2 separate regions of the Homo sapiens genome follow, and region 1 is linked to region 2. Evidence: read pairs that join two places in POLR2A ChIA-PET (ENCODE). Cell type or tissue: Caco-2. All regions are shown on one strand. Links, peaks and the distances in the headings refer to the core of each region. The heading gives the core; the rest is flanking DNA. Region 1 has its middle 7.8 kb from the start of TRS-TGA1-1. Region 2 overlaps CTNNA3 (catenin alpha 3).

Region 1 (8,000 bases), core at 1-8,000, 490 kb before region 2:
TTGGATGTTTTATAGAGACAATCTTGAGAAAAATGGTTTGAGTGTTATTTTTTAAAAAGAAGCTTTAAAAGCAGTGGGAGAAAAAAAAACCCAAAGAATAATTCAGAAAGACATACTACTTGAAGGTATTGCCGATGTATTAATATGTGCTAGAAATAAGTGGCTCAGGAGGCATCAATATGCCTCAGCCCTGGTCATTTTTCAAGCCTGGATGAATGTAAACCAAAATCAAATAGTCACAAGTAGATTTGAACGATATATTGGCTAATTTTTGTGGCAAAAGCAGGAATAGGAGAAGCAGTAGATAACAGCATCTCTGAGCCTTTTTGACTGCATTTTAGAAATAAATTGGTTTCCAGAATGAATGTACCTTCAAGTCGGTCTTGCAAAGGAGTTGGGATTGTGTCATGATATACATGTAGGTATTGAAAAAAATTCATAGTTATACATCTCACCCCTGAAAGGTTCTGCAAGCAGAAGCAGGAACTGAGAGTGGGTCTCATGGATCTCCCACCCCTCTCTTGCTTTATAAATGACCCTTGCTACTCTGCAGGGAAGGCTCCAGACCTACTTTCTCTGTAACTCCAGTCATTATCTGTCCCTCTTCTGAGCCAGAGGCAGTGAGTGTTACACCCAGAAGGTATTTGAGTTAGCAGAGGCTATGGTCACAGAAATTATGACTGGAGCATCTTGAATTGTTGGTAAAAAATTCCAGGAAGTCCAGTCTTTCTGGGGAGCTTATGGAGCTAAGGAGAAGGGAGAGGAGACAGAAATAGTAAAGAAAGGAACAGTTTCTAAGAATTGACTCATTTGAGAAGTCATAAGGTAAAGGAATACTTTTCCTTCCGGCTCTTTCTTTTCCCAGGAAATGGAATAGACTGAGGTGGGAGTGAGTGTGCTTCCTTTTTCTAGGGTATTTGCGTAGGCTGTTTTTCTAGGACTGCTGGACTGTAGTGATTTCTTGTGCCCAATTCCTGATACCTGAACAAAGGGCTGACCCCTTCTAATTCTGGATGACTTGGGTTAAGATTCCTGCTTTAGAAAATCTCACATATACAAGAGTTTTTTTTTTTTTTTTTTAGTAAGCATTTGTTTTTGGGAAATCAAAAGATTAGAAACAACTTTAATGGTCTTCAATAGGGATTTGGTTAAATAAATAATGATCTATTTATTCTGAGGCAGTGAGCTCTACCTGCAGCTGGCATATGAGTTAGCAGAGGCCACTTTTAATGAGCCAACTCTTCATACAGAAAGATAGTGTATACCTTTAAATAACAAAACCAGGGTTCAGAACATTTTGAATAATATGCTAACATTTGTGTACAATATGTATGTTCTTGTATGTGCATAAAGAATACATTGAAATAAAAAGTGAGAAACTGATAACTGATGGCCTTTGGGAAGGGGACCTCGGTGGAAGGAGGACAGGGGTGAGAGGGAGCCACTGTGATTTTTGAACCATGAGAATATATTACCTATTCAATAAGCAAATTAATATTATTTAATAACAAAAATCACTGCTTTGTCTTGCCATGAAATAAGATTCTTGGTGTTTTAATTCTTGACTGTTTTTCTAGTATACCTAGCTTTTCTGGAGTATTTCTTTTTCTTTTTTAATTTTTTTGAGACACGGCCTCGCTCCATCGCCCAGGCTGGAGAACAGTGGCGTGATCTTGGCTCACTGCAACCGCTGCCCCCCGTGGTTCAAGTGATTCTCCTGCCTCAGCCTCCCAAGTAGCTGGGACTACAGGTGCCCGCCACCACGCCCGGCTAATTTTTGTGTTTTTAGTAGAGATGGGGTTTCATCATGTTGGCCAGACTGGTCTCGAACTCCTGACCTCAAGCCACCCGCCTGCTTCAGCCTCCCAAAGTGCTAGGATTACAGGCATGAGCTACCATGGCCGGCCTTGGAGTATTTGTTGAAAATGAGACCAAACATAAATTAGTTATTGCTTATATATATTTAAATTTATTTGTGTGTATGTTCTTAAATCTATGTGTGTGCATGTGTGTGGAGTGTGTGTGTGTGTGTGTGTGTGCATGTTGAGGAGTGTGTATGTTCCAGGAAACCATTAAGGACTGGAGAAGTTTCTAGCCAAGGATGTCAATATGTGAAAGGACCAGAAATTGCTATTCTGTTCTGTGGGAGTGTGTAAGGCAGCCTAACTTGTCTTATGGAGTCATGCTGGGCAGTAGTATGAGACAAAGTTGAAAAGATGTTAGGGCCAAATTATGAAGGGCCTTGTGAATGAAACTGGGAAGCTTGGCCTTTACTCTGCCAGCCACCTACTGGACGTCTGCGGGCAGGAGAGAGTGGTGGTCAGAACGGTGTCTAGAAAGAGGCCATGGTGGTTGGGCATGGTGGCTCACGCCTATAATCCCAGCACTTTTGGAGAACGAGACAGGCAGATCACCTGAGTTCAGGAGTTCGAGACCAGCCTGGCCAACATGGTGAAAACCTGTCTCTACTAAAAATACAAAATTAGCCGGGCGTGGTGGTGCATGCCTGTAATCCCAGCTACTTGGGAGGCTGAGGCAGAAGAATTGCTCGAACCTGGGAGGCAGAGTTTGCGCCACCGCACTCCAGCCTGGGCACCAAGTGCAAAACTCCTTCTCACAAAAAAAAAAAAAAAAAGAGGCAATGGTGATGGTGACTAAACAGCCTTACGCAGTCCAGGGATGCCAGGAGAGAAGGCTCCTCCAAGTCTTTCCTTTCAAGGATAGAATATCTCATATTCAGGGGTCATTGACACATATCATGCAGTTGATATATATTTTTTAAAAAGTGTTCAGAGCTGAATCTGGAATGATGAATGTTACACAGGCTGGGGAATTATATTGTAAAACCAATCATGAGCTATAATAGGCACCAAAAAAAAAAAAAAAAAAAAGGCCTAGATCAGAGAGAATGTCAGAGCAGCTGCTGTTAGCCTCTCAGAGATGGCCTCATGCAGTCCCAAACACATCCTCAGCTAGAGTCAACTCTGGGCAGCTTTGTACATCAACTCCCAGGGAACTTGTTCCTCCCTTTATCCAGCTCAGAGAGACAAAAGAGCAAAGAACATTCCACTCCTTCAATAACATGAGTCAAATGGCCTTTTTTTATCCCTGTCCAGTGGCTCCCTTGAGTTGGTTGCAGATACCTCTATGAGGGACCCATTCTGGTGAAAAGGGGAAGAGAATACCAGCATGTGATCTCATCTTCACTTCCTCATCTATAAACTAGCTGTGGTCTGTTTTGGATGTTAAATGAATGAACACTCATCACAGTGCCTGACCTGTGGTTAGAACTTAGAAAATGGCAGTGACTGCTGACAATGCCATGAGGTAGAAGTAATTATTATTACCACTTAGTGGATAAGGAAATTAAGGCTCAGAGAGGTTATGCAAACTGCCCAAAGTTACATAGCAAGAAAGGGAAGGAGCCTATATTTGATGCTTGGTTGCTCTGACTTCAAAGTCTCTGTTTTTCCTATTCCTTCAAATTCTTCCTATTCCTTCAAATTACTTCACAAATAAACTTGCAAACCTGGTTTCAGGTTACATCTTAACATGCTCAAGGGCTGAAAAGCTTTGTTTACAACAGCAGATACAGTACTAACTACAGAGAAAGGAGAAACTAGGTAAGCATTTCCAGGACCTGCACCCCATCTGCTGTCAAGTGGAGCAGACAATCCCAGTGTACATGAGAGGATTCTGGAAGGATTTGGGCCATTCTGATGTACTGAGATAAAATGATCTTAAAAAACATTCATGTCCTTTCTTGGTATCTTTGTGTTAATGGAAATAATGAGATTTCTTGGATGTGTATAAACCAGGAAGAACTAGTGAAACGTCAACCAGCCTCTTGACAGTGTCCCACTTAATGATATCTTCACAGTGATAACCTGGGAAGAACTTTTTTTATTATAGTGAGGAGAGTCCTCTAGAGCAGAAATAAACTATAGCCACAGGCCAAATCCAGCCCACTGTTTTTGTAAATAAAGTTTTATTGGAACACAGTCACACTCATTTGTTTACAGATTATCTATGGCTGCTTTTGTGATACACAGGCAGAGTTGAGTAGTTGCAACAGAAACCATATGGCCTGCAACACCTAAAATATTTACTGGCTGACCTGTAGAAAAAGTTGCTAACTAATCCCTGCACTAGAGGTGGGTACCAAAATTAAGTGCAGCATTTCTGTGCTCCAACATCCTAAGCACAGGTTATTTCAAAACACTAGCATTCTGTCTCCAATGATGGAGACAGATGTCTTTACATCTGGAAGACAAGTAGCTTTCAGAGGGATACTGTGTATATTCATCTCTTGGAATGACTTGTGGTGTCAGATAAAATGTGTCTAAAGTTCGTGTGCTGAACAATTTTTTTTTTTTGAGACTGAGTCTTGCTCTGTTGCCCAGGCTGGAGTGCAGTGGCACAATCTTGGCTCACTACAACCTCCACTGCCCAGGTTTAAGAGATTCTCTGGCTTCAGCTTCCGAGTAGCTGGGATTATAGGCATGCGACACCATGTCCAGATAGTTTTTGTGTTTTTAGTAGAGACGGGGTTTCACCGTGTTGGCCAGGCTGGTCTCAAACTCCTGACCTCAAGTGATCTGCCTGCCTTGGCCTCCCAAACTGCTGGGATTACAGGTGGAACCCACTGCGCCTGGCCTGAACAAATGTTTTGATAATTGTGTCTCAAATGAATATGTTTGGGAGGGAAATATATTCCCCAAGAGTCTTTGTAGACCTATGTTATGTAGGAGGTTTTATTAGAATAAAAATTAAAAGAACAAAGGGGGCTCTGAGATCCCTGGGGTGGGGACCAGGAGATTTATGAGTCCAGCAGACAGGAGCTGTGCCCCACCTCAGCCCCTGAGTGAGAAGCTTGTCAGCTCTAGCCTCTTCTCCACCCCGACCTCAAGCAGCAGAAAGCATCACAAGCATAAAGCCCACAGGCCACGTCCTCTGTCACTGGATTCTTCTAAATAGTCTGAGATATGAATGGAGAACTGGCCTTGCTCATGCATGCCTCCCTTGGCAGCCCAGCACCAGACAAAGCAGCTGAGGTAAGACTAAGTCCATCACAACCACTCTCTGGGCTGTGAGAGCCTGTCTCAGGACCCAGGATCCGAGGCAAGGGAAGGGAATGGATATTTTAAGAGCATGTGTGTGAGATGGTGGGAAGGAAACAGAAATAATTCATTTCCTGGGGCTTCTAGTCTATGAGCCTGGGTGAGCTTGACTGACCAACTTCATGCAGATTGGGAAAGAAACTAGTCATTGGAACAAGAGCTGAAAGCTCTATGTTTTCTTCATCAGTGCTTCAGATAGAACAGGATATCTGTTTTACCTGAAAATTCCAGTGTCAGAGCCTCTGTCTCTCTCACCCCTGCAGGAGCTAAGACTTAGGTATTATTACTAGTTGTTTGCACTCTAGTATGTAGAAAGAGCCTGAGACCAGATGTTTTTGGGGACATGGGCATATTGGGAAACAAGACTCCAGAAATGGGCATTCCCTCCAGAGGGGACTTGAAATGCAAGCTTTACACAGGTTGTAGGCCAGCCCTATCTCTCACTTCCTTTTTCTACTGCCTCACTACACAACAATGCCTCCATTAATGAAACCTCTGAGGATGAAACTCCTTTACAATGAACATGTTGAGTTAAAACAGAACAACAGCTTCATAAATCATGCTAAACAGTGGTGCAATATATCAAATGGTTGAGCTGCAATATTCCTGCAGATCTATGCACTCAGGGCACAAATCTCTTCAGGCACAGTTTTGATTCATCCCCAAAGCTGCAGGAAAACAGTTTACCCTCTGCTTCCCACCCCTTCAGGTGTTCTGAGACCTCTTGCTTTCTGATCCTCACAATCACAAAATTCACTCAACAATATTACTTATTGAAGGCCCATTAAATAGCAGATAAGGGGATTTTGTGGTTTTACACACACGTGTACACACACACAGAGACATTAAGCAAATATTTCACACTAAAATATCACAAAGCATGATGTGTTGTGAAGAAAAAGAGTAAAATGGTATGAAATTACATAAGAAGGAGGACTGATCAGTTTGATGGGGAGGGAGACATTGGAACATGTACAGAATTCCTAAGGTGGGAAAGAGTTTGGTCTTTTCAAGGAACTAAAAGAAAAGAAAGTACATTTGGCTAGAGAATGACAGGGAGAGGCCCGGTAATTATGCCATGCAGGATCATGGAGAGCTATGGGGTCATGCTAGTGATTCTAGTCTTTATTGTAAAAGCACATGGAAATCCCCAGAAGAGTTCTCAGGAGGAAGGTTATAAGACCAAATGTGCATTTTAAAAGAAAAATTTATTTTATGGAGAACAGATTGGAGGGGAGGAAGAGTGGATTGGAGGAGATAATTAAGAGGCCGAGAAGTAGTTGAGATGAGAGGTAGTGTTGATTTGGACTGGGTGGTGGTAGTAAATATGGAACAAAGTTGATTCTCAGCATATTTAGGGGCAAACTCAATGGCACTTGGGTTGAATAGGAAATGGGTTAAGGAATAGGGAAATATCAGGATCATTCCAAGTGGGTGTATCCTGCTCCATGGCTGGAAATGCCACAAACTGGAATGGATTTGGGACCTGGATTTAGAAGGGAAGGATAATTGTAAATTTAGCATTTCTACAGATTAACTGATTACAATTTGCAAAAAATTCACTTCAGTCTATTTATGTTTAAAACCTTTGAACACTGATCAGAAAGTTGCAGGACCTAATTTCTACTAAAGGAAGTAGGTAGAAAAACATTTGGGAGAAGGGGACCTTGATATTATAACTTCCTCTGCCTTCGAAGAGGGGTCTGATTGCCAGGCATGTTGAGGCACAGGGACAAGGCTGAATTGCTGTGTAACATAAAAGAATGAAAAAGCTGGGGTCTTGAGAGAAAATCCTCAAGACAGTGCATCATGTGAGGTTGGGTCAGAAAAAGCTGGCTCGAGGGGATGCACAGGAGGGTTGGTAGTGGATAAGAGAACTCTGGAGAAGAGAAATGTGGAAAGAGGAGTTGAAATGGTTTCCTCTGAGAAGAGGAGTGCACTGCAGAACCTCTTCCACATCCACCCCCACCCCTTCCATGGATTTTTCTTTGCTCATCATGGAGAGAGCTAAACCTCGAGTTGCATGGAGGCCAGTTGGAAAGTGAACATTCTCAAGGAGACAAAGGTGGGGGTGACCCATGGAGGCAGAGGTCTGTATGTACTTGCCTCCTGGTTCTGTCTGCCCTTTCAGTGCTAGAAGACAAAGAATGGGAAGAAAAGGTAAGGAAAAATATGGAAAGGGAAGGAAGGGTACATAGGCTGTTGTCCTCTGCCCTCTTTTATATTAAAACTATTCTAGGTGGGGGATACTCAATATTACAATAAATTATACTAAGGCAAAGATTAGTGACCTTCAAAAGGAGAACAGCATGTTAAGCCCCTCCTTTCTCTCCCACTTTTTTTGGGCATTCTAGGGGTGAAGTTTGGACATGTGCTGACGTCCATACTTCAGCATTTCTTCTTTGATGAAGAAATGAATATTCATTCATTTCTTCATCAAAAATTTGAGTCCCTTTTCTGTGGTATGTAGGGGCACAAAAATGAGAGATATGATCCCTTTACACATCCTCAGGGAGTTTACCATTTAGTGGTAAGAAAGACAAACAGGCAGAAATAGTGCAATGTGAGCCTTGCTATAATAGGAAATGGGAGAATTAAAGGGGTTTCTGGAGGCTAAGCACTGTAGCTCAGGACTGTAATCCCAGCACTTTGGGAGGCTGAGATGGGAGGATCCCTTGAGCCAGGAATTTGAGACCAGCCTGGGCAACATAGTGAGACCCTGTCTCTACAAAAAAATAATAAAAAAAATTTAGCTAGGCATGGTGGTGTGCACCTGCAGTCCAAACTACTCAGGAGGATGAGGTGGGAGGACCAATTAAGTCCGAGGCTGAGGCTGCAGTGAGCTGTGATTGCCACTGCACTCCAGTCTGGGTGACCAGA
Region 2 (16,924 bases), core at 6,376-14,375:
TTATTGCAGCACTATTCACAATAGCAAAGACTTGGAACCAAGCCAAATGTCCAACAGTGAGAGACTGGATTAAGAAAATGTAGCAAATATACACCATGGAATACTATAAAGCCATAAAAAATGATGAGTTCATGTCCTTTGTAGGGACATGGATGAAGCTGGAAACCATCATTCTCAGCAAACTATCGCAAGGACAAAAAACCAAACACCGCATGCTCTCACTCATAGGTGGGAATTGAACAATGAGAACACATGGACACAGGAAGGGGGACATCACACACTGGGGCCTGTTGTGGGGTGGGGGGAGGGGGAGGGATAGCATTAGGAGATATACCTAATGTTAAATGACGAGTTAATGGGTGCAGCACACCAACATGGCACATGTATACATATGTAGCTAACCTGCACGTTGTGCACGTGTACCCTAAAACTTAAAGTATAATAAAAAAAATAAAATGTGTAATTTAGAAGGAGGAGAAAATTTAATATGTACATTGATAACATGTTCCAGTCATAAGTAATCCTTAATACTTTGAACTACTTAGAAATCTGATATAGTGTCTAGTAAGGAATTGTATACCATAGGAGAATATTTATTAAATGAAACAAAATTAATTAAATTCTGCCCTGTAATAGAAATTGACATTCATGGATGGACACAATTTAAGCTGATTTTTATCTGTAAGCTTTATAGATTTTTCTTTTACTAGGGCTCCTTCCAACTACCTTCTAAGAGGACCTTTGGAGATGTTTTCCTCAAAACATTAGGTTGAAAAGTCTAATCTACTTATAAAAAAGAAAGTCTACTTGATCAAGCTTAGCAACTTTATTTTCAGGAATAATTTTTTTATGTAACCTGATATTAACAAGGAAATAGGTAGTATTTATAACTTCTTTCCATTTAGAGAACTTCTGATGGTTCTGCTTTATTGACTCTTCTTAATCTACTAATTCTCTTTAGGAATTTATATGATTCAATATCCTAAACTAGAATGGTTTATTTATCTAGTATTGGACAAAGAGGAAAAAGTTTCAAGTGCTGATAGTTACCAAACTTCCAAATCCCTGTGAGCCCATTAGAGTTACCAGAAAACATTAATTGTGATACATGGTGAGCACACAGGACTTTCTGCATTAAACACATCTCAAACCACAATGATTTGTTCCTATTTAATATTGCCAATCAGAAATGTTGCTCTTTGAAAGTCATTACTATTTTTACTTGAATCTAAAATGTATTAACAGCTTTATGGCTTTTTATTAACTGATTATTAAGTAAAACTAAAGCTTTCAAAGTTTTCATTATTACAAACGTTGATAAAATTGTTCTATCCCTTAGAGTATGGTTTCATTGTAGCAGTTCAAAGAAAATAGCCAAGTAGGAGTTTATAGATATAAAAATGGGAGGGGGACTAATTATGGAATCTGAAAAAGTAAAATGATGTGGTATCATTTGACATTTAAATTTGAGAAGTAGATCAGTATATTACAATCATTGCGCTTATTGTTTTACATGAAATTGTGGAGAATTGTCTGGATTCCCACTTTACTTTGTTGGGACTCGGAAAAAAAAATACCTCAAAATGAAGGTCTCAGAAGTGAAAGCTTCTTTGACTTTCTCCTGCCCTCCTGTCTCTCAGCCCCATTCACCTACATCCAGCCATAGAAATGAGAATCCCTCTTCCCCAGGGCATGTCGTAGAAACTAGAACTTCTTTTCCCTAAAGCCCCCCATAACACCTAAAAATATTACTCAAACTTTCTCTCTGCCCTGCTGTGTAAAAACTGGCCATAAAGAAATTATCTAACTGACATTGTTTTACTGTAGGTCTTAAGACCCCCACCCGCCATTCAAGAGAGAGTCCTGCCCCATACCCGGAAGGAAGAAAGGCATGCTCAGAGAGGCCAAGAAGAGTCTAGACAGACCTTCCCCACTCAACCTATTAGCATTAGGTAGTAAACTTTTTGTCCAATCTTATTTGAGTATGGCTGTTCATACTTTGTTGAACTGAAGCATATAAATGGACAATTTCCCCTGCATCTTTGGGTTTTCATTCTGAAGGCTCTCATGTACACATTAAATACATTTGTATGCCGTTTCTGTAATTAATTTGCCTTTTGTGAGTTGATTTTTCCATGAACCTTTAGAGGCTGAAGGAGTTTTCCCTTGGTCTCTACAACTTTTATCTTTCATTTTTCATAGAAAGCTGTGTTAACACTAGTAAATCATGTGAAGAGGTTACAGTAATATGCAAAGCTTTCTTTTTGTGTGTGAGTGGCGGTGTGGCCTTTTAAACAATCTAGGTATTTATGGTAGATGGTTACATAGTAAAACGAACCCCAGTGAATCAGCTGACTATGAAGTATTGTGTGAGGAGATAACAAACTATTTGGGTGCTCACAATGGTAGATGTACATGAGCTTCTGAACAGGTCACAGGAAATGAGAAAAGATGAACTTAAAATAAATCACTTGTTAGAGATAACAATGAGAAATGCTAGAGAGAGGAGAAATGCTTTGTAAAGAGGTGGGTGAGCAAGTGCTGTGGAGACCTATAGAAAATCAGTGGACCAGGATAGATCATTCATCTTTCACACCAAGCTCACAATTTTAGCCACTCAATAGGTTAACTATCTCTTCTGTGTCCATGTACCATAGATCACACTGTTAACACCAGCTGTGTCACTATTAGTGGGGTTATTTTTATTTACCATAGCTAGCATAGTTTGGGAGCTCACCACGTCCCAAGCATTGTACATGTATTATTTTCTTTTACATATGTTATTTCATTTTCTCCTTACAGCTATTTAATGAGGCAGGTGTCAATATCTCCATTTATAGAAGGGGAGACTGAGACTTGGAGGGATCAATTTATTATATAGCCAAAAACAGCCAGAGAGCAATGTGAATCCTTGTGCATCTGACTCCGGAGTCCATCCTTTCAACCTTATGTTTTTCTATCATCTGTAACATCACCTATTATATTACATAAGAAAGGGTGAACAAATAAGCAAACTCAACATCACCCACACATCAATTATGTGTGACAGACTGAACATGGATTAGCAGAATCTTCTTTTAATTTCTGAGACATGTAAGAGGCAGAATATTTTAGGATGTATAGCTGCGAGGGGTTGCAGAACTAGTCTTGGAGATATATCAGAGTGCTTAATTGATATTGTTAGCCATTTGCTCTACATATTTGTTAACAATTTGCTGTATTTTGAACTCTCTTACTGTATGTCTGTCATAGTTCTTGGAGGAAGCTCTGGAGTCAGACATCTTTGAGTCAAAGATCTGGTTATCCTGCTAGTGATGTAACCTTGGTCACATTTCTTACCTCTTGTTGCCTCAGTTTTCCTGGTTGGAAATGGGGACACATATAGCATCTACTTTATGAGGTGTTTGTGAAGATTCAAAGTGATAATACACATAAAATGCTTAGAACACATCCTGGCACATAGAAAAGTTGCATAAATATTAGCCATGATTTTTATGGTTTTGCATATCTTATTAAATTCTCAATTGTCTCAGGCTATGTTGATGAAAGACACAGTATTTCTACACCTTTAAGACATGAATAACTTTTAGGCTATAATACAAGACAGTCATGCAAATAAGCATATGTGCTCATGAATGTTTGTGATTAATTTGTTTAAATTCTCTTTACATAACAGACTAGGATTTGTGGTGCTACATGCCACACAAGTTGTGCAGGTCTCCAATAAACCAAAATAAAATAAAAAAAGCAGGTATTACTCCATCCCTTAACACTGTAAGCAGGGAATCACTGGAGCTGCTAGCATTTATACATTGTATGAAGGATACCACAGTTCTAAAGACTGCTAATAGAGATTCTAAAGACTTTGGTGAGGCATGGTAGCTCACATCTGTAATCCCAGTACTTTGGGAGGCCAAGGCAGGAGGATTACTTGAGGCCAGGAATTTGAGGCCAGTTTGGGCAACACAGTGAGACCCTGTCTCTACAAATGTTTTTTTTTTTTTAAATTAGCCTGGCATGTGGTATATGCCTGCAGTCCTAGGTAGTTGGGAGGCTGAGGTGGGAAGATCCCTTGAACCCAGGAGTTTGAGGCTTCAGTGAGCCACTCCACTCCATCATGGGAGACAGATTGAGACACTGTCTTTAAAATAAATAAATAAATAAATCCATCCATCAACCATCCATCCATCCGTCCATCCATCCATCCATCCATTCATCCATCCTTCCTTTGTTGGATCCATGTTACCTGCTTAAGAAATGACAGGCAATCAAAAGATAATTGATTAGTTTCTCAAGCACTAATAATAATTTAGTATGTTTTGCCCTTTGTCTCTAGAGCCTTGAAATACATGTACTGAACATGTTTTAGATGATTATTCCTAGATTTGCCTTCTTTGTGGTAAGAGATCTTTAGAATTTTGGGATATGAGAGGGCCAAATGTTTGATTAACGGCTTCCCTTTTATTTTCTTCCTGTCCTCTGACAATCATTTGTTTTGACACTTAGACCTTGGATGTAATTACCCTGATCCTAGTTTCCTCATCTGTACAAGAGCAAAAATGATACCTCTTTTAATGCCTTTTTTGAGGATTTACTAAGATAATTTATGTGAAGCTCTGGCATATAACGATGTTTGATGTACTTTAAAACTTAGGCTATTTGCAACTGGTGCTTTCTTTCTCTCCTCTCTCTTCTCTTTTTACATCTAAGGTTTTTAATTGGTTTTCTGTCTAATAATCCTGACTCATATAGTACAGTACTCTCCAAAGTTGAATACCCAGAAGGCATGCACAATGATCCAGTGGAACATCTGAAAAATATTAGAAATTCTACGGATAATTACTTTTTATCTAAGTAAAAAACAAAGTTTAGTAATTATTTAACATAAAGGCTGAGATTAGAACTTGTATATAATGTATAAATACATATATTATGTGTGAATGCTGAAGTTTTTCTAAAGAGTGCTTGATAAAAAATTTGTAAATCATTTATCTGTTATTTATTTATTTAGAGACAGGATCTCGCTCTCTTGCCAGGATGGAGTGCAGTGGTGCAATCATAGCTCACTATAACCTTGAACTCCTGGGTTCATGCAATCCTCCTGCCCTGGCCTTTCATGTAGCTAGGACTACACTACTAAACTTACCTATCATTTAGTACCTGAATGAAGCTTTATGGGTGACAGACAGAGGATTTTGGAAAAACTTTCTGAAAACTTTCTTTGGGTCCAGAATTTGAGCAGGTCACAAGGAGGTAATCTTATTACAGGTGCCAGAGTACAATGTGACTCAGTGTTAGTGCTTGGATCTTTTGATTTTTTGCAGTTTATTGTAGTGTAGCTTCAGTGTAGTTTTAGCATAGTTTTATTGTTGTTATTGTTAAAGAAAGAACTATGTTGCGGAAGCTGGTTTGTTCCACATTTTCTGTTAAGGTTGCAATCTTATTTGAAGAGAAAAAATGCACAGATAATATGCAGTACAAATTCATTGTTTATATTATGATTAGCAGTTGACAAGATATCCATCTTATAAACTGAATAAGTTCTGTTTAAATTGGTTGCATTGGTAATAAATGAAAAGTGGTGCTAGGCTACTTGTTGGGATTTGTATGCTAAGAAGATTTTCTTTAATTTTGAAGCAAACTGATAGAAGTTCACACAGCCATCATCTGTGCTTCTGTTGTTGGGACTCAAAGACGTGTAGTAGAAAGATTTTTCATCAAGCTTAACTTTACTTAATGATTAAAGCAATTTTTGCAAAACTGTGTCCTACAGGAGAAATCTGTATTCCTGTTGGATTTCAAAGACATTTTACAATACTACTTCCACTTGCACCAGGGAAAAAATTTTACAGAATAGTAAGCTATTTGTTTTGAGGATTGGACTAATCAATTTCAGTGATTATAAACCTCTGATCTTCACATTGATGGGTTATGTAATGGTGTTGAAACTGTGCATATTAACAATACATGAAATGGTTTTAAATGTCTTTTATGAACAGTGTCAATTAGAGAAGGGGCTAAATTGACTGCAAAAGCTCATATTTGATGGCAAAGATGCTCTTCTACTCTCAGTAAAAGTTGTTCTTTTTACTGACTCAAAGTCTATTTGGTACTCTTTTAAGACTAAAACTACACCCCTAATTATATAATCAGGGAGAGTACTAGAGTGATTATAACTACATGTTTTTCTGCAATCTTTGAACACAATATCAAATGCTGGTGTTCTAAGTAGTCTGTTTCCAAATATCCAAGTTTAGACTGGACCAAGAATATATGTTAGAAAACATGTCTGATGAGCGTTTCAAGGCTGGTCACATCATCTGATTGCATTTGGAGGACGCACATTGGCTTGGGCTGTGAGCTGGGTATGAATGGCTACAAGAAGAAAAATCCTTCTATAAATTCAAGTCATTTGTATGCAGTCAGTGTGAGAAATATGTGCATAAGGAGTACCTTTTATGGTGAACATACACAATAGTTCCAGAGGATTGTCTTTATAATACATCATACTATATGCAAAGATATTTAGAAAATATTTGCACGAAAGTGATGGCAAAACCATTGACTAGTCTGGAATGGGTTTGGCTATCACAAAGACAATCTGTAAGAATGTTTTTTCTTTTCTTTTTTTTTACAAGATGGAGTCTCACTCTGTTGCCCAGGCTGGAGTGCAGTGGTGGGATCTGGGCTCACTGCAACCTCCGTCTCCTGGGTTCAAGTGATTCTTCTGCCTCAGCTTCCCAAGTAGCTGGGACTACAGGCGTGTACCACCATGCCCGGCTAATTTTTGTATTTTTAGTAGAGATGGGGTTTTGCCTTATTGTCCAGGCTGGTCTCGAACTCCTGACCTCATGATCCACCTGCCTCCGCCTCCCAAAGTGCTGGGATTATAAGCACGAGCCACCGCGCTCGGGCCCAGCATGTTTTTTCATGTTCCAGTCACCATGGAGTCGCTCAGCAGAAGCTCTTGCTTCTAGGGGGATTTCAGAGGAAGCGCCAAGAAATTGTGTTCAAGAATCTGTCCAGGTTTGCAGCTAGGGTAAGGGTTTCTTTCAGTAGAGCTGCAAAGTCAAAGCAGAAATAATTCTCAGGCTTGTGAAATGCCTTAAGTTGAGACAGCTAGTATTTTTATATCAACTCTAGATTAATATTCTGTTCTTTTAAAATTTTGTAGTTCTGTGTTGTAGAATTTTAAGTCAGGAGTTAATGCAGAGTTAATTTTACAGACATGAAAACTTGTATCATGAAGGCCTTCCCATTTCTTGAATGTTTTTCTTTTGCTACTTAGTACAACAGGAGAAAAATTAGGTGATTTTTTTGGGTACCAATTTTAAGTTTGGTAAGAATGGAAAGATGCTTAAATAATAGATAACTTTAAGTAAGTAATTGCAGAGGGGGCAGATAAAAGGCACCATTCATCAAGTGTCAACTCTGTGCCAGCTATTTAGCTAAGTGCTTTACATGAGCTATATAATGTAATCTTCACATTAACCCTGTGAGGTAGGTAATATTGTCTCCATTTTACATAGGAGGAAACTGACCATCCAGAGAAATTAACAGATTTTAAAAATGTCCTACAACTAGTAAATGACAGAACTGGGATTTGAACTAAGAGCTCCAGGCTCTAAAGCACATGTTCACTTTATAGTTTTACTTCCCACACATGGTCATTTAAAATGGCATTATTTAGTCATAGATTGAATATAGCTGTCATGAGAAATCAGCTTGTTCTGTGTGAGGGTAAGAGTCACTAAGGGTTATTTGCTGGTTTCTTTAAATTGACTTGGAGAGCTAAGTCTCTAGGAGAAGGCAGATGTCTTCATTTACTACCTGGAAGGATAAATGTTGCCACACTTGCACAAACATATTGTATTTCTAGAAACCAGCATACACATTTGATGTGGAATGAAAATACACTCTTTGTTTGGCCCAGCCCATTAATTTTAAAATGCCTAGAGCCCAAAGCAGCCCCAAACAGCTGGAATACTACCTGCTATTCCAAAATAGGCACTAAAATCCTCTATTTATAAAAAATAAAAATGCTCTTCTTTTCTTAACAAGCTTTGTTAGTGAAAAAGCAACCAAAACTGATTGCCTGGTGTTTTTTCTTACTTTGCATTGAGTCCTGCATTATATTGCTGTTGTGATGAAATCTGAAGTATACACAAAAATCAAACACATTTCCTGCCTGTAGGAACCTTTGTAAAAAACAAACATTAATTATATAAAAACATATTCCTAGGCCACACAATATTAATTTTAAATAATTGAGTCAGTACAAACATATTTTTCTATTTTATATAGAATGGATTTTCTCTTTTCCTTTCTATGTACTTTCCTGTTTACAAAACAAGTGTTACTTTAAAAATTCATTGTAATTCTTTAGACTGCCTCCTCTGGATATTTCATTTTTGATGGCTATTTGAGAATTTATTCATTTATGCAGTGTGAAGTTGTGCAAAGAGCAGTAGACTGAATGTCATTGGCCCAACTTATAGTTTTATTTTGTGAAGGGTAGTGTCTAGCCCAGTGCCTGATGTATTGTAGGCACTTCTTAGATGCCCATTGATGTTTTGTAAAATCTCTGCTAGCTAAGTGACTTTGGGCAGTTCTCTAGCCGTCTATTTCCTTATTTTAAATATGTGAAGTTTACGGATGATTTCTAGGGGCCCATAGCTAGCTCTGCAATGCTGTAAAGGAGGAAAAACAATTTTCTCCTCTACCTTTCATTAGTTATTAGTTGGGACTTCTAAATGTCTAATTTCTAATGTTTAAAAGACATTAACATGAGAACAGTGTCTTCTAAAACTTCTAATGTCTAAAAGACATTAACATGAGAACAGCAAACAGAAGTTTAATAACGTGTACTTTCTATATACATGATAGCTCAGAGAAATGAGTAAATATCTATTTGGAGTAAGTCTTGAAGAAGTCACAAATTCCAGGAACATGAAGATAATGGGTGAGGCAGCTAGTCAGGAGCAAAAACGCTTTTAAACAATTACCCCTGGGCATAGGTGCCACCCCCAGGGGGTGAGGGGATGACTGAAGTCTTATGTCTCTCCAGGCTTGATAAATTTTGTATTCCTCACATAGCTTAGACTTCTCTGAGCTATTTTTCTTTTTTCAATATTTTTAACACTCACTATAGAACTTGTTAAGCCAAATATGTCCACTGGGAATGCTATAAGCTTATTCCAATGTTTTCTCCATTGGTTATAACATTTTAAGGAAAGTTACTCTTTTGGAATGAGGGTTTTGTAGTTAGGTTATGATCCAAGTGCAAATATTACCCTGATTACTTTATAGCCATCAATTGGCTTAGATAAAAAAATGATGATACATTCAGCCTGATCAAATACCTTTTTAATTAGACTTTGTTCAATTAAATTTCTCCCAAAGGGTACATTTGCCATTATTAAAACATTAATTTTTTTTTACTTACTCGCTGTAAGTACAGATAAAAATATTCAAAATATATTTAAGTATGTGAACTACCATGGAATTAGTGTTACTTCTTTCTAAGATGTTGCTTTTGAACAAAATAATACTAATTTGGTTGCATGAATTCTTTTGTCTTCATTGAAAAGTCAATTACTTTAAAGATGCTTCTTTGTTCTCCGTTAAATCAATTCACTCCTAAATGTAATTCAAAAGCATAGCCCCAGGGGAGTACTTTTGAAATGGCAGAGTGGGGACATCTGAAAATTCACTCCTTAAAAGCAATGAGAACACTGGCAAAAATGGTCAAAATAACTTTTTCAGAACTCTGGAAATTAAGGCTTGCAACAAGAAAAATGGCAGAATTGATACAAGAACAATGATTTTTGTGGTGTTTTAATTTACCCTATTTCCATCTCCCTCTCTCTAGGATCACAGTAGCCTTGTTTGGGGGCAAAGGGAGAGCTTCCCCACTTTCCCCACCCCAGCCCTCTGAAGGTTTGCTGAAAAATCACTAACGTGAGGCAGATTGATTAATAGGAGAAAAGGCATACACATTTATTCAATGTGTATACACAGTGGCCTTCAGAATGAAGACAAAGATACATTATCCATTTTTAGGCTGAGATTCAATGAAGTATGGACATACCTGTAGAAATATGATTGTTCAAAAGGATATTGTTAGTGGTGGCGAGTCCAAACAGGTCCGCAGCAACCTTCAATTCTTGCCTCCTCTGAAGAAAGAATTTGACCGAGGGGCATAAGGCAGAGTGAGAGACCCAGACAAGTTTTGGAGGAGGAGTGAAAGTTTATTAAAAAGTTTTAGAGCAGGAATGACAGGAAGTAAAGTACATTTAGAAGAGGGCCAAGTGGGTGACTTGAGAGATCAAGTATGTGATTTGACCTTTGACTTAGGATTTTATACATTTCATTAGCATGCTTCTGGGGTCTGCATCTCTGCATCTCTTATATCCTGATTCTTCCTTGCGGTGGGCCATCCAGATGCACAGTGACCTACTAGGACTTTGGAGGGGTTGAATGCACAGTGTGTTTACTGAAGTTGTACACATAGTCACTTGAGATGTTTTTTCCTTACCAACTGAGTGTTCCTAGAGGAAGGTCATCTGCCATTTTGCCTCTTAGGGTGCGTGCTTGAGCCCACTCACCCAACTCCTGAGATCTTATTGGGAAGCTGCTGATTACCAGTTTCAGATGTTATCTGTCTATTGGGAGACTGCCTTTTCCTGGCACTGGCTGCGACCAATTATTATTTTAGCAAGACTGTATAACAACCACCTTACCATCACCTGATGGTTGCCTGACATTCCTGGTGAAGAAGCAGTGGACCCTCTCCTACCATGCTTGTGTCTCACTAACTACCTTCTATAACAATATGATCTAGTGTTAAAAAACTGAGTGGGGAAACCCAGCAAGTCCTGTCTGTCTAGATTCTTCTTGTCCTCTCTGTGCAGCAGTCCTTCCTTCTGGGTGTGGGATGGGGCCCCCTCTGGAATGTCAAACAAAATAGATTAGATAATTTCTTTATGGCCTGTTTTTACATAGACTATTTTTAGGTTTCTAAGGCTGGCTTTTGGGAAAAGGGGTCCTGCTTTCTATGACCCACCTTGGGGAAGAGAGATTCTAGTTTTCATGGCTAGCCTTGCGGGAGAATGGGACTGAGAGACAGGCATGCAGGAGAAGGTCAAATAAAAATGTTTGCTTTTGAGCTACTGCTAAGGCCTTCATTTTGAGGCATTGTTTTCTGAGCCCCAATCTTGAAAGTCAGTAGTCACACAACCATGGTAGCTGTGAAACCCACAGCTGAGCAGCCACTGAAAAAAGAAGAATGGATTTGGAGCTGCCTCAAAAGCTCCATACCCCTGAGACAATTTCATAAATTGTAAAACTGCGTTTATTGCTTTATAATGTTTAAAGATGTAATTTGTATCAAATAATGTAAGAGCAAAACATAAAATGTGAGAAAAGAAAACATAAAAGTAGACTTAGGTTACCATGGGTTAAGCAATTGTTTTTAGATATGAAGATCCGCTTCCTTCTCCTTTTCCTTTTCTTATTTATGCTTGGATAAATATTACTTCCCTTGAGAAGCCTTTTCCTATGAATTGCATTCTCTGCATCCTACTCAAATTTGTGTTCCCATGGGAGTATACCTACAGGAAAACATTCATCATGATGTTATATTGTTTATATTAGTGCCTTTGAATCTCTCTCCACAGCTAGGCTTAGGAACATTTTTGTATGTTCAAGACTAGCAGTGTCTGACATATAGTAGGGATTCAATATAGAGTTATAAAATTTTAAAATAAATTTTGGACCAAGTTGCGTAAGGAATAGGGTAGAATTACTTCTAATAGAAAGTATAAGTTAAAAAATAATATTTATTATGATAGTCTTATTTTCTGTTTAATTTACTTTAAATGATAATGTGAAATCATTATTTGTGTAATAGGACATACTGGTATTATCATTAAAATGAAACTTCACAGTTTTCTATTGGCCACAATGATTGGCAACTCTCTCTGCGTTGTCATATGGACCTATCATGAGGTTTTCTATGTAGAGAGTAGTCAATATTTATTTGAAGAATCAGTGAATGAATGAATGCATCTTATGGAAGCATAATCCAAGGATCTTTTCCTTAGAAATCATTATCATTCTTGTTACATTGAAAATGTCCTCTAAAAAGTAAGATAAATTGAATTTGATTCATTTGGCTGGTGGGATATTTATATTCAGAACTAAAGTGAATTGATTACATATCAATTATTCATGATTAATAATATAATACAAGTGATTGTCCCATTAGACATTTTTTCATGCTATATGACATAAAGGACAGTAACAATCTATGAAATTGAAGTATCTTGGAAAATTAATTTTTATTCCAAATAAACTTAACTAATAAGGAGTCCCTGCTGAATTATAAATATTTAAAGATATCTGCAAATTATAAACCATCATATATATTAGAAAAAAATTAGTCTGAGTAGAGAAGCAGTGCTGTGCATTTTTTTCCTGACTTATTGGGCTCCTTTTAAGCTTTGCAATCAAATAAATTTCTCTAGTCACTCAGAAGTGTAAATAAAGAGCACTCAGCGTGCTGATATATTTTATATTTAGTGAAGGTGCTGCAGAAGGAAAACAAAAGGACTTGCAACTGAATCAAAGTGATGAAATGTAGTGGATTACATAGATCAGGCAATAAATAAACTATTGACCAGAGTATGTTTAAGTGAACATTTTTGTTAGAAAATAACTTTGAAAATGCTAAACAGGTCTTTATTGCTACTATTGGTCTTATTTAGTTAAATCTTGCTATTTGATTAAATCATTTTTGAGGTGAAAAATATTTGACTGTCCTCTCATTTTTTTTTTCAAAAGTGTAAAGATCATGACCTAAAATCAGTAATAGGAGAAAAAATAAAGACAGAATGGTGGAGGGAGGATAATGATGAAAATGTCAAACGTAAAAATGTGTAGAATTGCTGTGTTTTGTGGGGAAGCCTACTTTCCCTCTGATGTTTTGATGATTGACACATTTTGCCAAAATAAACTGACAATAGACAGACAGATTAACAGGAGAAAAAGACACAAAAGTTTATTATTGTGCACATACATGGGTATGAGAGTCCCACAGATATAAGACTCAAAGAAACAGACAGACAGTTGAAGCTTATATACCCTCTTCATTGGGGGAGGGAAATGGAGGAAATATAGGCAATTTTGAGGGATTGTAAATGATTTTTAGGGAAATTAAATGGTCCCAGTGATAAATGCAGGAGGCAGATAAGGGAACCTGCACAGGGTCTTCTTGCCTGGGCATGCCTGCAATGCACTGGGGGCCTATGTGCACACTGGGAGAATGGGGTGGAGTCACCAGGAATTGACACCTTATGCAGGGGCAGGAGTCGGGCGTCTTCAGCTTGTGTGTGGTGACCTGGTATTCAGTCTGTGAAGTGGGAGCCGGTTGGCAGGACTCCCTCACCTGTTTGCTGAGAGTTTTCTTTTTGCCCAATGAACTCTGCTCTCCTTACCTTTCAATGGATCTGTGTGCCTAATTTTTCCTGGTTGTGAGACAAGAACCTGGATTTTACCCGAACTAAGGAGGAAAAAAATCCTGCATCACCAGGAGACAGAAATTAGCTTGTAAATGGTTCTCTTTGGCATTTGAATGAGCTTTAGAGACAGACACTATTTTCTGACAAAGTCCATCCAGTTTTGGTTACATTCCTTAGTCTTCTTTCCTGCCATAGATAATTAAATTTCAGGGCGGGGGACAAAAGACAATTCTGTGCCTTTTGGAAAGCTCAGATAAAGGAATTTGAGAGAGAGGGTTCCACTCTGTGCTTGGAGTGAGAAACAGGAGATCAAAAAGTCCTTGGTTCTGGGGCTGCTTATGAGGCCTTTTGATATCCTTTAATTTAAAAGAACTCAGCATGCCAAAGCACCATACTTTGGGGTATTGTTCTCTGGACTCCTACAATTTCTATGGTAAGGCCTATTATTTAATATATTTTTCTATAATTGTGTAATAGATATGATTTTTGGTATCTTTTATGAAGTAATGATAGATGTCATCTGTTTTTATCAATGAATGAAATTTTCTCTGTCCGTTTCTTTCATTTTCTCAGTTTTTTCTCTTCCACCTCCCCTAGTAAACCTTATCAGTTTGGAGTAGTTGAAAGAGCACTGAGTCAAAAGCCTTGATTTTATATCTGGCTGTGACTGGAACTAGCTGGGTGGCTTTAGGAGGTTAGATTTTGTGAAAGGAAAGTAGAAACTCGGGACCCCAATTCACCATGCCAAAAGGAAAAAGTTAAGCTGAAGGCTGAGTCAGCCGCCTTTCCTTTTGTTCCTAAGCAGATAGCTACAGATAAAAGGTTAAATATCTCCCCGTAGCTACATAGTGTTCACCTTAACTTATGTAAAGTGCCAATTTACCAAGCACAAGACAAATACCTAATTGACTATTACCCTATCTGCCCCTTTCCTCTTGCAGTGTGTGTATTTCCATACTCTCCCTCCTTCCCCTCCAGCCCGCTTTCCCCCTTTACATATTGAAGCCCTCAAGTTCATCTTCGGAGAAAGACAGACCACAGACTGTTTCGGTGATTTTATGTTTATTTCTTAATAAGGGTATGTCCTTAACCCTGGCAAAATAAACTTCCAAATTGATTGAGACCTGTCTCAGATACACTTTGGTTTACAAATGAATGATTTTATGGCTCTCTCCAGGTTCAAAATGTTATTGTTAATGTATGTATACTAATAGACTAATGATGGGTTAATTGTTATGTGTCCTTAGTCTTTTGAGGGCTTGGTGTTGCTTAGACTCTAGGTTTTATGACTGACTCGATGTATTTGGGGTGCAGTAAATGTCACTTATTTAGTATGGATCCCATATGTCAGTTTTTCTGATTACTGCTCCATAGGTAAACAACTCAGGACTCAACACCACCTTTGCATTCTCCAGAAAAAATTTACCCACGCCTAAAGCATCAGTAAGTAATGGTGATTGTGCTGAATGTTATTTTGGAGGTGAGGACTGAGATCTGATTTTATCTTGCCCAAATTCCTTTCTAAGGGGTCTGGGGAATCATGCCCTACAAACCATAAATTCTCATCAGATGGGTTTTATTTAACCCTGTGTATCGTGGCTTACTTTCCAATCTGACTATAGGATAAGAAGGGAAAAAATCAAAATGTTTTACCCCAAAATATATTTCCTTGCCATACCTTGAAATTGACCTGCAAAGACTCTTGTGGGAAAAATCCACATTCTACAGAGAATCTCCTTCCCCCTTCGTTTTCCTTCCTTTCTTTCTAGATCCAGGAGGCAGTCAACTGAAAGGCAGGTAAGTTTTTAGGTCTGATAAGAAACATTGTACAATCTGCTCTCTCTCTGAAGTCTGCTATCTGAGAGAGTCCTCTGCACAATAAAACTTGGTCTCCACAATCCTTTATCTTAACCTGAACATTTCCCTTCCACTGATCCCCAGTCTTCAGATAAACTCAACTAATTTTCAACCAGAAAATGTTTAAATTCACCTATGGCCTGGAAGCCCCTGCTTTGAGTTGTCCCGCCTTTCTGAACCAAACCAATGTGTTTCTTAAATGTATTTGATTGATGCCTCATGCCTCCCCAAAATATATAAAACCAAGCTGTACCCTGACCACCTTGGGCACATGTTCTCTGGACCTCCCAAGGGCTGTGTCACAGGCCATGGTCACTCATATTTGGTTCAGAATAAATCTCTTAAAATATTTTACAGAGTTTGACTCTTTTCATCATCAAAGGAAAGCTTTTACCTTGCACATTCCATAACAAATTACTGTAAAAATCTTTGTTATACCTGTACGTTCTCCAGAAATCATCTTTGTTCTCCTGTTCCTGGAAAGGGGTCCCAATCCAGACCCCAAGAGAGGATTCTTGGACCTTGTGCAAGAAAGAATTCAGGGCGAGTCCATAAAGTACAGTGAAAGCAAGTTTACTGGGAAAGCAAAGGAATAAAAGAATGGCAGTCCATAGGCAGGGCAGCATCTTGGACTGCTCTATTGATAATACTTATAGTTATTTCTTGATTATATGCCAAACAAGGGGTGGATTATTCATAAGTTTTCTGGGAAAGGGGTGGGCAATTCCCAGAACTGAGGGTTCCTTCTCTTTTTAAACCAGACAGTGTAACTTCCTGACATTACTATGGCATTTGTAAACTGTCATGACACTGGTGGGAGTGTCTTTTAGCATGCTAATGCATTATAATTAGCCTTTAATGAAAAGTGAGGACAACCAGAGGTCACTTTTGATGCCATCTTCATTTTGGTAGGTTTTGGCCGGCTTCTTTACCCCAATCTGTTTTATCAGCAAAGTCTTTGTGACCTGTATCTTGTGCCGACTTCCCATCTCATCCTGTGACTAGGAATGCCTAATCTCCTGGGAATGCAGCCTAGTAGGTCTCAGCCTTATTTTACCCAGCCCCTATTTAAGATGAAGTTGCTCTGGTTCAAAGGCCTCTGACACTACCATGCTGCCAAGGAGATTCTTTACACTTTAGTCTTCTCAGGACTAAGAAGCATTCACCTTCCCCAGCTTCTGACTACCTTTCCTCTAGGTTATCATTATCCAACTTTAGGTTTCTTTTCCCTCTATTTTACCTAATAATCTCCTATCTTTATTCAAACTGCATACAACCACCCATCAATGTGCTCAGCCAATAAAGGACCTTTCTGGTGTACTGGGAGCCAGTTGCATCAGAAGGCAGTGGGCATTGAACAAATAACCACAGGGATTGCCATGGTAGAAATAGTCATCTTATGTAGGATTATGAGTTTAAGAGTTCAAGATAATTTGAAACAATAAAGTAGAGTGATGATCAGCATATTCTTCTTAATTATATGAATTGCCACTTGAAAGCATGAATTAGAAAAAAGGTAACATTTTAAAGTAGTATCTTGGAAGACC

What was found. ChIA-PET counts read pairs that join two places held together with the same protein. Peaks named below come from ENCODE experiments on the same cell type or tissue, not always from the same donor. Only the 100,000 strongest peaks of a DNase experiment are listed, where the experiment ranks them.
Region 1: POLR2A ChIA-PET joins it to region 2 with 5 read pairs; 2 of 35 experiments call an interaction of 5 or more read pairs at or near these places.

Annotation. Positions count from the first base shown.
Region 1 is chr10:67,768,343-67,776,342 of GRCh38, reverse strand. No RefSeq gene overlaps it. Among named protein-coding and RNA genes, the nearest start is that of TRS-TGA1-1, 7.8 kb to the right of the region's middle. RefSeq lists enhancers at 4,911-5,070, 5,251-5,440. In Caco-2, for the core only: no CTCF peak of the experiment used is centred there; no DNase peak of the experiment used is centred there.
Region 2 is chr10:67,277,049-67,293,972 of GRCh38, reverse strand. All of the region lies in intron 5 of CTNNA3 (catenin alpha 3), which reads left to right. Among named protein-coding and RNA genes, the nearest start is that of MIR7151, 120 kb to the left of the region's middle. RefSeq lists a cis regulatory region at 16,018 and an enhancer at 15,934-16,103. In Caco-2, for the core only: no CTCF peak of the experiment used is centred there; a DNase peak (open chromatin) is centred at 10,922.